Linked DNA regions of Mus musculus: region 2 is linked to region 1. Evidence: chromatin loops called from intact Hi-C (ENCODE). Cell type or tissue: left cerebral cortex. All regions are shown on one strand. Each heading gives the region's core, and the rest is flanking DNA. Links, peaks and the distances in the headings are about the cores only.

The links. A loop is a pair of places that touch in the nucleus more often than their neighbours do. Peaks named below come from ENCODE experiments on the same cell type or tissue, not always from the same donor. Only the 100,000 strongest peaks of a DNase experiment are listed, where the experiment ranks them.
Region 2: it touches region 1 in a loop (2.6-fold over the local background); 1 of 42 quality-filtered maps calls a loop at or near these places.

What each region holds. Positions count from the first base shown.
Region 1 is chr16:18,440,264-18,448,550 of GRCm38, reverse strand. Txnrd2 (thioredoxin reductase 2) reads right to left here. Exons shown (of 18, transcript NM_013711.3): 6 at 7,680-7,758; 7 at 6,741-6,803; 8 at 5,277-5,347. Among named protein-coding and RNA genes, the nearest start is that of Comt, 18 kb to the right of the region's middle. In left cerebral cortex, for the core only: CTCF peaks have their summits at 3,507 (motif pointing left) and 4,884 (motif pointing left); a DNase peak (open chromatin) is centred at 4,889.
Region 2 is chr16:18,586,997-18,595,283 of GRCm38, reverse strand. Gm35369 (a long non-coding RNA gene) reads right to left here and starts at 6,485. Exons shown (of 4, transcript XR_384718.3): 1 at 5,834-6,485; 2 at 4,594-4,881; 3 at 3,251-4,245. It also overlaps a transcript of Tbx1 not described here. In left cerebral cortex, for the core only: CTCF peaks have their summits at 3,414 (motif pointing right) and 4,619 (motif pointing right); no DNase peak of the experiment used is centred there; H3K4me3 peaks cover 456 bases.

The DNA of each region.
Region 1 (8,287 bases), core at 1,983-6,982:
CCTGGCCTCCTAGATGAGCCGTGTCAAAGTGTCACCCGGCTCTGGAAGGCACCCTGGGGCCACAGGGACAGCCCTGGGATCCATATTAATTTCAGCTCCATTTTAAAGGCGAGTTAAAATAAACACAGGGGATATTTATAAGGCAAATAAATCTAGCAGAAACAGCCCCTCCAAGTGTGAGCAGGGCCTCCCCCTCTGCCCCAGCCCAAGCTGATAAAATACAGAAATGCTACTGTAGACCCTCCAGGCTTATTTTGACTGCACAGAGGAATGTAACATGTAAACAGTGCCTCCCCTGCCGCACTGTTACAACTTGCATTAACAGCCTGGACAAAGCCGCATTTTCACAGAAGCATCGTACGGGGATATATCTCCAGCTTAATTTTTTTTAAAAAAAAACCATTTCCTCACATAAATCATGTTCAGAACTAAACGGGTGACTGATGCACCACAAACACTTTTTTCTTAAACAATAACATACCTAGATTCCATCTACACGAAGGAGCTTAAAAAAAAACAAAAAACTCTAAATGTTTTTTTTCTGAAGAAAATAAACATTGCAGTTTTGTTCCTGACTAAAATATCTGTGGCCATATCTTACCAGCTGAGCCGGCACCCCCAGCGCATAGTCACAGGGGAACCCCTAGGCTACTGGGGATGGGAGCTGGGGGTGCTTTCTTGCTGGGCTGCACTACTGCATAGCATTGGGTCAGCTTCCCCAAAATGGACCTGAATTGAACTCAGAAAATTCTGGCCTTTGGAGACATGGCCAGACATGGCCTTCAGAAACAGAACAACTTGAGCCCAGGAAGGGGCCCAGGCAGGACAGGAGAGAGGCAGGGAGGGCTAGCTTCCAGGACTGTTGCAGCTCTAGTGTTGCTCATGGAGGGTTCAGCACAGAGCATTATGGGAAGGCAGGAGAGTAAGAGGCAGCCAAAGAATCAGAGCAAAGGAAAGAGAGGGAGTGAGGCAGGCTTAGCAGCTATGAGCAGCAGCACTGCTTGCAGACAGGCAGCAGGTTCTGCAGGCACTGCAGCAATTCAACTCCATGGGCAAGGACAACCAGGCCCCAAACATTACAAAAACATCCAGCCAGAGGTGACTAAAAACCAAACCAAACCAAAAACCATGCTGGAGGAGGGACAGGCCCTTCTGAACATGTAATAAATCTAAAAGCCATTAAGAGCAAAGAGAGATTTAGGTTACATCTAAAGGGGAAAGAAACCATTTGTACATCTATAAGTTACAAAGAATCTTTATGGTGTGCAATACAGGGCCATCTCTGATATTTGAACCAGCTGGAAGATAAAGAAGAGATGAGGGGAGGGGGGACCCAGCCACATACAAGGCCAAGGACCACAGGGTTATCCACACAGAGACACTCTGAATTTCAGAGGAAGCCAAGAAATACATGAAAAGATGACCCATGGAATCCAAGTGTGTTCCACCTAGCAGACAGACAAAGCTAGGAAAACAGACAAGGAGTTGGGGCTGGAGCTCAGGAGGAGAGGACCTGTTTGTTTCTTGGTACAAAGCCCTGGGTCAAGTCCAGATCTCTCCACACCTAGAAATTATTATGGTCTAAAAGACAATGCTAATTGCTGACATAAAAATGAAAACTTTGGGTGGGGAAGCCTCTCAGTAGAACATTTCCATAGGGTATGTAAGGGCCTGAGTTTTGTCCTCAGCTCTGTAAATGAATTTAAAAAATAAGAAGAATTTGACAAATATGGGTAGTGGCAGTACACTCTTGGAAAACTGAGGCAGAAGAATCACAAGTTTGAGGTCAACCTGGGCAGCATAGTGAGTTTCAGATCAACTGGACTCCATTGTGAGGCTGTCTAAAACAAACAACAACAAACAGACAGACAAAAACTGGGAAAGGGGCAACGACTGGACTCTAAAAAAATAAAAGTAATTAAAAAAAAAAACCCTAAGTCGGCCGTGCAGTGGTGGCGCATGCCTTTAATCCCAGCACTTGGGAGGCAGAGGCAGGCGGAATTCTGAGTTCAAGGCCAGCCTGGTCTACAGAGTGAGTTCAAGGACAGCCAGGGCTACACAGAGAAACCCTGTCTCAAAAAAAAAAAACCCCAAAAACAAACAAACAAACAAACAAACACCCTAAGTAAATGCATAAATATCCATAAAAGTCAGAAGACAAAAAGCAGGGGCTGGGGAGATGGCTCAGTTCTTTAGAGTACTTGTTGCTCTTGCAGGGGACTTGGGTTGGATTCCCAGCACCCACAGAGTGGCTTATAATCAATCACCCATAACTCCAGTTCCAGGGGGTCTGATGCCCTCTTCTGACCTCCATGGGTACCAGGCACTATGTAGTACACACACAGACAGACAGATAGACAAAACACTCATACAGATAAATAATCTTTTTACAAAAGGCAAATCACAAGTTGGGTAGTGGTGTCACACACTTTTAATCCTAGCACTCAGAAGACAGAGAACAGCCTGGTCTACAGAGTGAGTTCCAGGACAACAAGAGCTGCACAGAGAAACCCTGTCTCGAAAAACAAACAAACAAACAAACAAATGGACAGACAAACAGACAAGGCAAAGCACAGTCTAGTGATCCAGTGGAAGTCATCATGCGTCAGTGAGAACTCAGTCTCAGTGTGAGGAGGGATACGGGCAACAGTGATAGTCACACATCGGCAATGAGAAGAGGGACATTCCATTCTGTGTCTTTAAAAAAAAATGCTGTCAATGCCCATGTTATGGGAATAAGGGGGAAGCCTGCAGCAGAGCATAGGGGACAGGCAACAACCAGCTTGTCAGCAAAGACCCTTGGACTCCACTTTTCTGCTTCTAGGAGAGACTTCCTCAGTAGGTGTATATAAACTAATATCACTGTTCTTCAAATGTGAGGGTGCAGCAACATGGGCCCTGGTGTACCACCAGTGGGAACCCCACCAGTGAGAACACCACCCATGGGAACACAGTACTGAACTACTGAAGGAAGTCTGAAGAGCATAATTCCCTTCCAGGCCAACAATTCCACTGCCATGCTCAAGAGAGTGGAGAGCAGGAGTCAGGTAGACATCAGTGTACCCACTTCACAGCAATGCAGTTCACACTGCCTGTCCATGGATGAGTAGATAAAGTGTGAGATGCTGGTGTGTTATGTGTCAGCTGTAAAAAAAACGAAGGAAGGGCCAGGCAGCTGGCCCACAAGTAAAGGCACATGCTCCCAGGCCAAGTTCTATCCCAGAACCCACCTGGTGGAAGGACAGAACTGATTTTTGAAGTTGTTCTCTAACTTGTACACGTGTGTCATACCATAAATGTATGTGTATGTGCGCTATGTATACATAAATAAAGCAATTAAAAATGTTTTGTTGGGGGCTGGTGAAATGGCTCAGTGGGTAAGAGCACCCGACCGCTCTTCCGAAGGTCCGAAGTTCAAATCCCAGCAACCACATGGTGGCTCACAACCATCTGTAACATGATCTGACGCCCTCTTCTGGAGTGTCTGAAGACAGCTACAGTGTACTTACATATAATAAATAAATAAATCTTGAAAAAAAAAATGTTTTGTTGTTGTTGTTTTTAAGGAAAAAGAAGCCAAGCATGATGGAGCGTGCCTGCAATCCCAGAAGCCAGTTGGTACAGACAGAAGGGTCAGAAGTTCAAGGTCATCTTTGTCTTCACTGTGAGTTCAAAGCCAGTCTAAGCTACATGAGCTCCTGTCTCAAAAGAAAGGAGCTGGGCCAATGACATGGCTCAGCAGGTAAAGATGCCAACAACCAGCACAACAACCCGGTCTTGACCTCTGAACCCATAGCGTGGAAGAAGAATACTGACTCCTGTAAGTGGTCCTCTGGCCTCCACATGCACAGCCCCACACTAAACAGATAAACAAACAGTGTGGGCCAGATGAGCTGGCCCAGTGCAAGAGCAAAAGCATTAGCTGTGCAAACCTGGAGACCTGAGCTCAGCCCACAGAATCCATACAAAGGTAGGAGACAATCAAACTCCACCTATCCTCTGACGTCTGAAAATGCACTGTGGCATACACGCACGCGCACATGCACGCACACACATACACCATGGATAGAGCTATATGCAATAATAAGTTTTTGGTTTTCTTTTGGATGTTTTTGGTTGGTTTTGTTTGTTTTTAAGGGTCTTTTTATTTATTTTATTTTATTCATATGAATACACTTGTAGCTGTCTTCAGACACACCAGAAGAGGGCATCGAATCTCATTACAGATGGTTGTGAGCCACCATGTGGTTGCTGGGACTTGGACTCAGGACCTTTGGAAGAGCAGCCGGTGCTCTTTTGCAGAGCAGTCTCTCCAGCCCTGTTTTAAGGATCTTGACAGCTAGGCATGATGAAAGGCTCACACCTTTCATCTTAGAACAGATGGCAGGTGGAGACAGAGGCAGGAGGAGCTCTGTGAATTTGAGGTCAGTATGGTTTGCATAGCAAACTCCAGGACAGCTAGGACTACACAGAGATCCTGTCTCAAGACAACAACAACAACAACACAACAAAGGAGCTTGGAGCTGGGAATATAGATTCCAAGACAAGGTGCCTGCCTAACATTAGTGAGGCCATAGGTTCAATCCCAAGTGCCATGGATGCAGGGGCAGTGTCTTACAGCTCCAACACACAGAAATTGGAGATCTGCACTCTCTGAAATAAATCCGGTGAATACATACACATTAAATCCACACCTGTGTCCACTCTCCAACATACACACCATTTACACCTACACATACACACATATTTACAAGCATACATATGTGCACATGCACACACTCAAGTGCATATGCCAGCCCACCACTGGGCTACTGTTTCCCACTAGTGTTTGCTTGAAAGTGCACAAGGCATTGAACAGCTATCAAGCAAGCCTCTGCCGCCCTCTCGTGGCCACTCTGGTCCCTGCAAGCAGGACGTCTGCACAATAAGGGTGTTGGCTGCATCCAGTATCCAAGAATAGATGGAGCTCTGGGCAGGCCGGCACATTTAGCACATGTGTTCTCACCGCCACACCTGGCCGTAACTTGGGGCATGCTCGATGCAAAAAGCAGAGAGGAGAGGAGATGATCTTCTATACCAGGGTACAGGGGATACTGCTGACAGCCACTGCCCTGTATCATGAACAGCTGACTCTATCTGTAACACTCATGTTATCACCTTCGAGATAGTCATGGGACATGGGGGTACAAAGGTTTTTCCTTCTTTAAGAGAACGACCTTTTGGCTCCAGTAGGAGAAGAAAGCATATCCACCAGCACAACATACCCCAGGCCTTACGTTTTCCCAGGGGACTCCTTCAGCCAGAAGATGTCGTCACTTGTGATTCCATATTCCAGGGCTCCTTTGACCTATGGAGGAAGAGAAGACTCATGTGATAAGATCACCATTGGCATGCCCCTGGGGTTTCTGAAAAAGCAACCCCATTCTGCAGGTTCTGGGGTTCTCTCAATCCATGAGGGGAAGTTTCATGGTTGGATATCTTCAGGTTGTGTCTCTTTGGGGATGGGAGGTGCACATTATGCCCTGGGCTCTTTCCCAAGCATGCACCCCTTCCTGGGAAAGCAGGAGTGGCAGCCTCATCCTCCAAGACAGTCATGCAGCATACAGTATGGAGGGAAGGCTCCCACAGGCATGCAGAGATTTCATGGTTCCTGGTTTTCAAAGGAAACCTCTGCAGACCTTAGCCGACAATAAGTGACCATACATAACAAAAAAGAAATGCCTCATAAAACCAGCTCAGAGAAGTCACCATAGCAATGAGAAGATCCCAGTGGGGAGTCACCAACATGAGTTACTTGAAATATTCTGCTTTTACCAAAAAACCTGAGGTATGTGAAGAAATCAGAAAGTGACTCCAGCTTCAGCTACAGGGAGTAAATATGGTGTAGCCTCTTTGGAAAACAAACTAGTGTCTCTCAAAGGTTAAGCCAAGTGAACTAGTGACCTAGTTCCATTCTTCATAAATACCCAGAAGAAGTTAAAACGAACTCCAGAAAAACACGGGTGCTCACAGCACATCGTGATTCATGAGAGCCACAAAGAGGAAGCAACAAAGGCATTCACCGAGGGGCAGGCGGATTAACAAAAGGCACTAACGCATAAAATGGAATATTACTCAGTCTTTTAAAAGAAGAATCTGATACATGCAGGTATAGGGAGCACATTCTGCTGGTGAGATTAACCAACACAAAGCACATATGTCATATGCATTGGTATGAGGCACCTAGAATCAGAAACCAGGGGAGCTGTCGTAAAGAATCAGCCTGGAATTCTGCAAAGGACCTAGAGATGGAGGGAAGTGGAAGACGCACTGAATGTATTAAACCACTGTGCCTCCCTCCTAAAGGGAATTTCTGCTAAGTGAATTTCATTCAAACTTTTAAGGAGCTGGGTGGCCAGGGTGGATGAAGAGCAAGACTGAAGTCCTGGATGGAGGCCCTGGAGTTCTGAAGTTAGAAAAGGCCGTGGCAATGGAGGCTTGGTGGAAGGAACAGAGGCCAGGTGTGATGCCCGCCACACATTTCAGTCAAAGCTAACTCTGGAGGCTGAAGTGGACAGACATGAATCCCAGGTGATCGGAAGCAGCCCGGACAACACAGAACTAAACACTGAGGAAGAAGGAGAGAGGACACAGGCCTCAGGAGCCTGCGGTGTGGAGTGGCCCTGAGCCACTGCCATGTGGTGTAGATTCAGGGAGGCCTGGAGAAGCAAGAGGAATGAGGGACACAGCAAGCCACTCACTTGTGTGGGGTACCTTGGCCGTCCTCCTGTAGCAATGACAATGTGCTCAGCTGAAAGCAGAGTCTGAGGATAAACAGAGAACCATATGTCAATCAGTGAACCGTCGGCTGCCAGAGCGCTCAAATGCCTGCGGTGGCTGAGGCAGCCGTTCCTGTGACCCCTGCTGTAGTGGGATGCTTTACCCTTATGTCTAAGTCACAGAGCAGGGGTCTCACATTGTCCACTCAACAGGAGGGCCAGGCAAAAGAGGGAGTGAGGCCAGCTCCACAAACTTCACAGTGTACAAGGCCTTTGCAAACCCTGCCTCTTCAGAGCCCCACAAACACTACAGAAAGGGAGTGACTCACCCCAAACTGCAGGAAAGCTAGCTGTGGCATTTGAACTGCTTAACAAGGGGTGTGTGTAGCTAAGGACTGATCTAGCTCAGGTTAGGCAAGCCTTCTGCCTCTGAACTACACCCCTACCTCTCTGTTCAATCTGTGTCTCTACATGTATGTGTGTGTGCATGTCAGCACGTGTCTGTGCACATATCTGTGTGTGCACAAGCCTTTGTGTGTTAGCATCTCTGTGAGCATGTGTCTGTGTGTGCATGCATGTGTATGTATGTGTGTGTACATGCATGTGTCTATGTGTGCATGTGTCTGTGTGCATATGCCTTGTGTGTATGTATCTGTTTCTCTCCATATGTCTACATGTGTCTCTGTTGGGGACACATGGTCCCACTATATAGCCCAGGGCTGGTCTAGGACTCAAGCTCCCATTTCTGCCTCCCTAGTGCTGGGATCTCGGGCTTGGCCACTGCACCCAGCTGTTGAATCACTCTGAAGAAGTGTGACTTCAAAGGCAGCTGTTAACACCAGATCAACACCCAGGCCAAACAGAACTGGAATCGGGTGCGAGAGGAGCCACCGAGACAGGCCACAGGCCGGTGACACTTACCGCCTTCCCGCCTTTGTCCACACCGCGAACTGTGTGCTCATCCACAAAGCTGGCTTTGATGTTAAAGTACTTGACTTTCCTGCAACATAAAGATAAGATTGCCTTTTCTTTATTTTATTTTTTGAAACAGGGTCGCAGGTTTTCTAGTCTAGGCCTCAAACCCTCTAAGTTAGGGTTTCTATTGCTGAAGAAACAACATAACCAAAAACAGCTTGGGGAGGAAAGGATGTATTTTCCTTCCACTTTCGCATCACTGAAGAAAGTCAGGACGGGAACCTGTAGGCAGGAGCTGCTGCACTGGGCAGGTGCGGAGTGCTGGCTCGCTCAGATTACACACTCTCTCTCTATATATATATATATGAAGCAGAAGTCCTGAATTCAAATTCTCAGCAACCACATGATCACTCAAAACCATCAGTACACTGTAGCTGTACTGATGGTTGTGAGCGATCATGTGGTTGCTGAGAATTTGAATTCAGGACTTCTGCTTGCTTGCTCAGGTCGGCCCCGCTCGCTTCAGTCTAAATATTTATTTATTATATATCTAAGAATACTGTAGCTGTCTTCAGACACACAAGAAGAGGATGTCAGATCTCATTATGGATGGT
Region 2 (8,287 bases), core at 1,936-6,935, 150 kb before region 1:
CTCCACCAGGGCGTCTCCGTATCTCTCATGCTGTATCCAAGCCTCTGTCCCCATCAGTCCTGGATGGCTTGGGTTCCCCTCCGGCCTGTGACAAAGGGACTCCATACATCTTGTCCATCAGATTCCTCTGCTCTTTTATCCTCCCTGTTATGTGACAGCAGCATCTCTGTGCCTGTGACAGGCTGGGCAGCTTAATCTCCAAGCTAGTGGGAGTTTCTGAGAAAGTGGAGCCAGAGAAAGATTTGCCTTCATGGGCTCTGGGCACATGAGCTCAAAACATCAGACCAAATTTCTGGCCAATACCTATTCCAGTGGGGAAGTCAGAGCCCTAGAGGCAGGACACAGGGCAGAGAGGACAGAGAGGGGCAAAAGAAGTCCTTATGAGAAAAAGTTTCAGCACAAATTTAAGAATTTCTCTAAGCAGCTCAGCTCTGCTGTTGCAATGAGTACGAGGATATGAATTAACTGCCCAGTTCACACACACACACACACACACACACACACACACAAAAATCCAAGTTTCACTGGGCATGTGGAACACACCTACAATTCCAGCATTCAGGTGGTGGAGGCAAGTATGAGAGTTCAAGGTCACCATGGTTTCACAGTGAGGCCCTGCCTCAAACAAAGCCAAAGCATTCTCTTGTGGGGGCCAGGAAGATGCTCAGTGCTTAAGAAGATGTGCTGCTTTGGCAGAGGGCCTAAGTTCAAATCCTAGAAACCACATGGTGGCTCCCTGGAAGTACAGCTGCTGCAGGAGATCTGACCCACACTCTGACCTGCACAGGTACTGTGCGCATGGCTCACACAGACACACAAAGACACACATGCATGTACATAAATAAACTAAATCTATTGAAAAATAGTTTCCCTATGTTTATTTTAAGTATCTATAAGAAAAACAATATATGGAACGATCGCCAGGATCCTAGTCCTTCATAACTGGCTTATTTACCAACATGCCAGACTCAGGGCTAGCAGCTTGGCATGGACAATGCCTTCCATGTGGATTCATTGAAAAGGGTCATCTTTACTGATATGGTCCCCTGGGACACTCTTCTAGTACACAGTGTTCAGGACACCGACCTGGACAATAAGCCCTTCCTCCTCAGCACATCACCCGACTGTGTTACTTAATTCTTCCCTTACTGCACAGCAGAGGGTTCTACAAGGGCACTGTCAATCAAAAGTCCACTTAAATTTCTAAAATGTGTGTCAACACCAGTGAAGAGCAGTTACACAACCTATGTGGGTGGTAAGCCTGCATGTGTGACCAGATCTGTATGTGTGTACTCTGGGCAAGTGTCTGCAAGTACAACATGAATTGTGTGTAAGACCCTGTGCTCATGTGTCTTTGTTCCTGTCCAGTTTTGTGCATGAAGACAGTTATGCCAATGGTGGCATATGTTATGGCATGCTCACATGTGTGAGCATTCATGTTCAGATAAGTTCTCCCAAGTGTTCCTGTGTGTTGTGGCAGTATGTGTATTGTTGGGTGTTCTGCAGACAAGAGGAATCTTGAAGGGTTTTTGGCAATCTTCTGGTGCTCACCCTGAGTTAGCACACCTCCTTAGAGCTGGCTGGCTCCTGCTGTGGCCAAAGAGGGGAGGGGGAGAGGCTGTTTTCCTCAGCTGCCTGCTCCACAGGTCACCTCCTGCCACCACCTCCACCCCAGGATGAGCCTAGGCCCTCAGAGGCCCAGAACCACACCTCTGCCTGACAGTACCTGGGGTAAGGGACTCTTATGGCTAGAAGATGGACAGCAGACTCCCCATGTGGCTGGCTTCTTCCGCCAAGTGGGCAGCTAAATCAACAGGCTCAGACCCTAGCTGTCCATCAGTCCGTCTGTTTGTTTGTTTGTTCTAGAGTTGTGGGGACTTCTAGACCGCAGGGGGCCCTGGTGACCTGGGAGGATACCATTGCCCACCAGTCTGACCATCCTTTTCCCCAAATCCTTTCAGGACATCTTCCTGGACCCTTAGTCCAGAATACAGCAGCCATACTGTTTGTATGGGAGGCAGATGGGGGCAGGAGACCATTAGTGTGAGGCTGTCCTCTTAGCTGAAGTGAGGGTCCTGTCTTTACCTCCTCTTGACTGTATCTTCTGTCTCCGTTTGTCTATGTGCACCCTGAAGTTATCAGTACCCCAGGACCTAGACATTCCAGGGGCCACAATGGGTCAACATTTGCCTTGAGACAAGAGCCAGGTGACTCTGGGATGCAGGCAGAGTCTCAGGGGAGCAGGAAGAGTTTCAGGGGAAGATGGAGCCAGCAAGGTCAAGTAACTCAAATCACCAGGCCCCAGCAAACTACAGGCTGTACACAGGAAGCTGTTCCTCACTCTGGCCAAGTTCTCTGAATCTCCTGATCCTCCTCTGGGACACCCTGTAGGTCTAGGGTACTATCCCTGATTTCCAGAAACCCTGCTTACTGCAGTCTGCCATACTCCACAGAGCCCTAGTTCCTTCTAGTGTAGGAGAAGGTCTTATACTAGGGTAGGGCATATGGGGTGGGCTTGATGGGTTTCAGAGTAGGAAGGTACCAAGAAAGGAAAAGGTCATAGACCAACAGGGGGACTTGAGTTAAGAAAGGGGTCAGCTGGGCTGTACTGGTGCAGTCCTTTAATCCCAGCACTCTGGAAGCAGACGTAGGAGGATCTCTGCATTGGAAAGTTAGCCTGGTCTACAGATAGAGTTCCAGGACAGCCAGAGCTTGTTTTGTTTGAGGGGGGTGAGGGAAAGGGGAGGGGAGGGGAGGGGAGGGGAGGGGAGGGGAGGGGAGGGGAGGGGAGGGGAGGGGAGGGGAGGGGAGGGGAGGGGAGGGGAGGGGAGGGGAGGGGAGGGGAGGGGAGGGGAGGAGAGGAGAGGAGAGGAGAGGAGAGGAGAGGAGAGGAGAGGAGAGGAGAGGAGAGGAGAGGAGAGGAGAGGAGAGGAGAGGAGAGGAGAGGAGAGGAGAGGAGAGGAGAGGAGAGGAGAGGAGGAAGCCTCAGGGCGCACTGCCTCTGGGCAGTGTCCCTGCTGCAACCAGGAGCCACCCCAGCGCCTACTTCTGGATGGGTATATCATTTACACAGGCGGTGCTTGTCTTAGTGGTTGCGGGATGAACGACCCAGATTTTGATGGGACAGGGAGCCTCCAGCACACTCCCCAGTACAACTTACCCCACAAAATTTCCCAAAGTTTGGAGGCTGGAGACAGGGGGTGGGGGCGCGGGTCATTCAGCCCCAGCTACTGTGAGGCACAGTTCTTACCTGCGTGCCTCCAGAGCTGGTGGGTGGGTGTGTCTCCTGATCTGCCCTTGTCCCCCAGGGTCACCCAGAATGGCTCGGTTATAGCCTCGGGCCAGTCACGTGCGTGGACAAACTGACGACGGAGCGCGCCGGAGGGGCCTGGGTTCCTGCGGAGGCAGCCGCCAGGGGGCTGAGAGAGGGAAAGAGTGCAGAGTCTCCTGCAAGCCCACGGCTCCCGGCTCCGGCGAAGGTCGAACCCTGCGCCTCGGAGACTTCCGCGGGTCCTCGTCCCGGACGCCGAGGCAGAGCCGCCGACGTCAACCCTGTCGGGGAAGTTGTTCCTGGCCTAGCCGCCGGCTTCCTTTGAGTGCTTGGGGCCGCGTGCAGGCAGGAGGAGATGGAGGCAATTTCCAGCTATCAATCCTGAATCACTGGGTCACGTAAAGCCCAGCCTCTCTCCGAGCCTCCCTCATCACCTTTGGGAACATAGCCCGAGCCTGCCCTCCATGTTCTGATTTCTGGAGGAGGGGACCCCTGCGCCCCGATCTCTGAGCGGGTCCACCTGTATGCATTTTGCTCCAAGCAGCCAGGAATCAATGCTGGGAGCCCTCTGGGCCCGCGCACTTTGTTCGGGGAGCCAGTAAGGCCTAAGATCCGTGGGCTGTCAGGCTGCCAGAGACGAAGGTGCGCAGAAACATCTGCGGCTAGCAGCCAAGCTCTGAGAGGCCCGCGTCTTTACAATAGACAGGGAGTGAGGAGTGGGGCTGGTGGGTGTGAGGGGCTGGTCTGCCCGCTCCCCTGGGGCAGCCATGTGTACCCAAGGGAGGCGGAGCCGAGCCAGAGCGAGGTAGGCAGGAATCTCTAGGGGTCTGCCTCCCTTCGCATTGGGAACTTCAGGAATTCTACTGGTTTCGCGTCCGACCCTGCAGATGGCCGACCAAGGAGTGTGTGAGTTGCCACAGAATCCAGCGACGGTGCTGGGTGCAGCCAGGAGCCCATACCGCCAGCCACAAAGCCTAGGGTTCAAGGAAAAAAATAAATAAAAATAAAATAAAAAGCAAGATTTGCAGCTTATTAGCCCCATTCTGCTCCCCCAATTTCAAGCCTCTGAGCCCCACTCTTTTCCTACCAGCAGTCAGTCTCAACGTTAAAACTCAGTTTTAGGGCCTGTAAAATGGTCTAGTCAGGGATGTCAACCTCCTGCCTCAAGCCTTGGAGAATTGCAGGTCTTTTCACTCTGCGTAGCATGTGGAGGAGAAGAGGATACAACCCAGGCCTCGACCATGCACTGCGCCCTCAGGACTAAGAGGTGTAAGCTCAGGACCCCTGTGCGCAAACCACTGGCTCGCAGTCAAGCCCCTTACCGCTGTGACGGAAGCGCCGCCGGTAGGGGGAGCGAGGCGGAAGGGAGCGGCGGCCGGTGCAGGTGAGGGAGGAGCATTTCCCCGGGGTAAGGCTCTGTGTCCATTCTGAACCTTCGCGCTAGGGTGTAGGACTACAGAGTGGGTTCGTTCCTTAGCGCTCCGGGCAAGAACCGGCCGGCCGTGAGGCAGCGTCAGGAGAGGAGCGCAGGCCAGTTACTGGGCGACCAGGCATCGACCTCACAGTTTCGGTGCTGTGCTCAGGGAAAGGGCGGTCCTAAGAGTCGGGTCCTGTAGTGAGTAGAGGCGGTTGCTCTATAGCAGGCGGGAGGCTTGAGTGGACCGGCACTTGCAGGGTTTCGGGTTTCTTAAGCTAGTCTTTCTAGGGGTTCCAATTTTCTACAGTAATGGCTAGTTGGGGGGGGGGGGAGTTGGGAAGGAAGGATGAGGGTGACCGATGCGAGTGGAGCGAGCTAACCATCCACAGAACATGTTAAGCGGGGCCCTGACACATTCCCAGCCTCTGCTCAGGGGCATTGTTTGCTGTGAAGTGTTTACTGACCCAACTGTAGCTTGCAAGTGCAGCCACAGCAGGAAGACTTCTCCTGTCACTGCAGGTGACGCTAGGGGCGTCAGGACGGACCCCAGGGCTGACCCAGAGCAACCAGGAGTTCCCGAAGTTTTTCACTTTCACTTCTCAGTATTAGCCGCACTGAGGTCCAGGATGTGGCTGCAGCCCTGGCGGGTTGTGGGGAGGTACTGGGGAAGACCTCAGCTTCTCCACCCTGGGATGAGGTACATCCCTATAATGCAAAATCGCCTGCCAGAGCCCTGCCCCTACATCCTCACGTGGGACTCAACTTATAGAGGCGCGGTGGACTATCTTTGATACTGCTGTATCTCTCCATAACTACTGCGACCTTATGCACCTGCCCAAGACTGGGCTCTCCTATCCAGCAGGAGACAATAAGCTATCCCTGCTCAGGAAAGGGGGAAAGACCCTGTGGCCCACCTAATCTCCAAACTACCCTCCTTAGACCTGCCCTAGGCCAGTGGGACAGGTCACTGTCATTGTCAGTCCCTGGATGGCCAGCCACTTAGGGCCCAAGAAACGACCTCTTGACAGCCTCCCTTTCTTAGCTGTCTGTCCTTAAGCTTTCAAGGACAGGCTAGGGCACCAGTCCAGTTACACACACCATCCCCTCCCACACCCCAATCTATTATACAAGTCCCAGTTACCCACTTCTTGCAGTCATGGCCTTGATCCTTCCACTTAGTTGCTGCTACAGCCCGGGAGGGAGGCCTGAGACTGTCAAAACCCTTGGAGAGGCTGCAGGCATCCCACTACATTCTGAGTCTGTTCAGCAGAGAGCCTACTAAGTCCTTGACCGAAAGTCCTTGGAAACTGGGCCTTGTCTAGTAGAATCTAGGAGGTTCTAGGCTTCATATCCTGTGCACAAAGGGCATAGGCATACTGAACGGGTCAGAGAGGCCCCCGAGATAGTAGGCGAAGAGAAGGTACCAGAGAAGTGGGGCATTGATGTAATCATGTCTTGAGGCCCGAACGCTGAGGCCTGGTCCTGCACCTTAGCAGTTAGGCCTTTCGTGTGGGCAGGCTGGCTGCAGGGTGGAGAGGGGACAGCACCCCACCATGCGGTCTGAATTTCTCCGACGTGTCCTCAGCTCCCTCGGCCGGTCAGGCCCCGCCCCCGGTCCTCCCTGCGCCCCGCTGGTGCGCAGGGAGGTCGGAGGAGCGGGCACTGCCCACCCTCCGGATGTAAAAGCGTCCTGGCCAGAGGCGGGCGGTGCGCGCGGGGTGCGCGTGACGCTCGGGCTCCAGGTCTTGTGCGGCCTGGGCGGCGTCCCACGGCTCGCTTCCCCACCACGAAAGCAAGCTGACCCAAAGGGCCTGTAGGGGCAATTGCTGGTGAGGTCCAGCTCTGCGGCACGGAGGGACGAAGGACTCCGCAAGCCCTGGGGCTATCTGCCTGTGGCCTGTGCGAGAGCCGGAGCTCTCTTACCCAGGTGCAGGGGCCGCCGGGGAGGAGGTGGAGGCAGGTGGGGCCAAGCAAGGGCAGGGCTAGACTCAGGCAGCATCTCAGTGCCTCGCCAATGCCCTGCCATCTCACATTGGGACTGAGTGTTCGAGACATAGAAGCTTCTTCTTGGGGCTGTAGACTCTGGTGGTGGCTTCGCCGAATAGAGGGGACGCCCAACCTCCGCAAAAGCTGCAGGATGTTCAAGGGGCGTTGGTCACACAGGGCCCCGGGAGGAGAGACCAGGGACAGAGAGCTTACAAGGCAGGAGGGCCCTGAATTTCCAGGGTGCTCCAAATGTTCGGACTCCTGGGCTAATATTGGCTGAAAATGGGGGGGGTCTCATGACGCCATAATCCCTTGGGCCCTGGACCGGCGGCTGTGAGTGGCACCACAGGCCCCCGCCCCCGGGCCCCCTGCGCTGGGCTGGGCGCGGTGCGGCTGGGCGTACGCAGTCGGAGGCGGCGCCGGTCAGGCCCGGGCGCCTATGGACGCGCGGAGCCCGCTGTCTGCCCGGGCCAGCGCGTTCAGCATCGCCTCTCTTGTTGCAGCCGAGGCCTCGGAGGGCACCGCCCACCGGGGCCCCAGGCCCTCGGACCGGGCGAAACTTCGCCGGCTACCAGGATCCCCAGCCGGGATGCACTTCAGCACAGTCACCAGGGACATGGAAGGTGAGCCCTTCTGTCCGCGTCTATACTGTCAGGCCGCCCGCCAGTCCCCTGCTGTGAGGCCCTGCGGCCCAGCGGGTGGGAAGGAGCTCTAGGCCGGGTGGGCTCCAACCTTGAAGCTGGGACTCTGGGACAGGAAGAAAGGGCGGCATTCCCCAAAGTCAGTCCACCCACCATCCTAGGACTCCAACTTCTGGGATTGAGCAGTCTTCTGAAGTCTGAAGAAGGGGCGCCTTTGAGCTGGAAGAAGCAAAGATGGTTAGAGAAGAGTCAGGGAACGCAGTAAAAGGAGGGGGCGGGGGAACAAAAACAAACAAACAAACAACAACAACAACAACAAAAACCAAAAATACAAATCAATGAGAGCAGCCAAGAGGGGAAAAAAAAGGAGAAAACAGAAAATATGACAAAGGTGAGAAAGGCAGATACACGCAAAGGAAATAAAGATAACGAAAGAGAAAATGAAGGATAGGATAGCTTGAGACAGAAATGTAACTTCATTAAAGAACAAGAGAAAGGCTGAAGATTCATTTACGATTGAAAGGGCAAAGACGAATAGTAGAGAACACACAAAAATAAGAGGAAGAAGTTAGACGGAAGGGAAGACATGAAAATTTGAAATTGGAGAGAGTGACACCGAGAAAAGAGAGAGGCAGGGGGTTTAAGAAGAAGCTGGAGCGAGAGAAAGGAGACAGAATGTGAGAAGTTGAAACCAGGGACACAAAAGGTAGAGGAAGAAGAACTTGGGGAGCGTCTGGCACAGAAGAAAAGCCAGAGCGCGCTGGCGGCGGGGAGGGCCGCGCACCGGCCCGTCGTCCCCGGAGCCGGTCGGAGCGGTCGGGGGGCCCGGGCCCGCGGAGCCTCGGCGGGGGAGGGGCGGGGGGAGGGGCACGGGCTATTGTCTCGGCGGGGCGGGGCGGGGCGGGGCGGCTCCGCGGGGCCGGCCCGCGGGGTGGGGCGGTGCGGCCCGGGGCGCGTGCGGCGCAGCGCCCG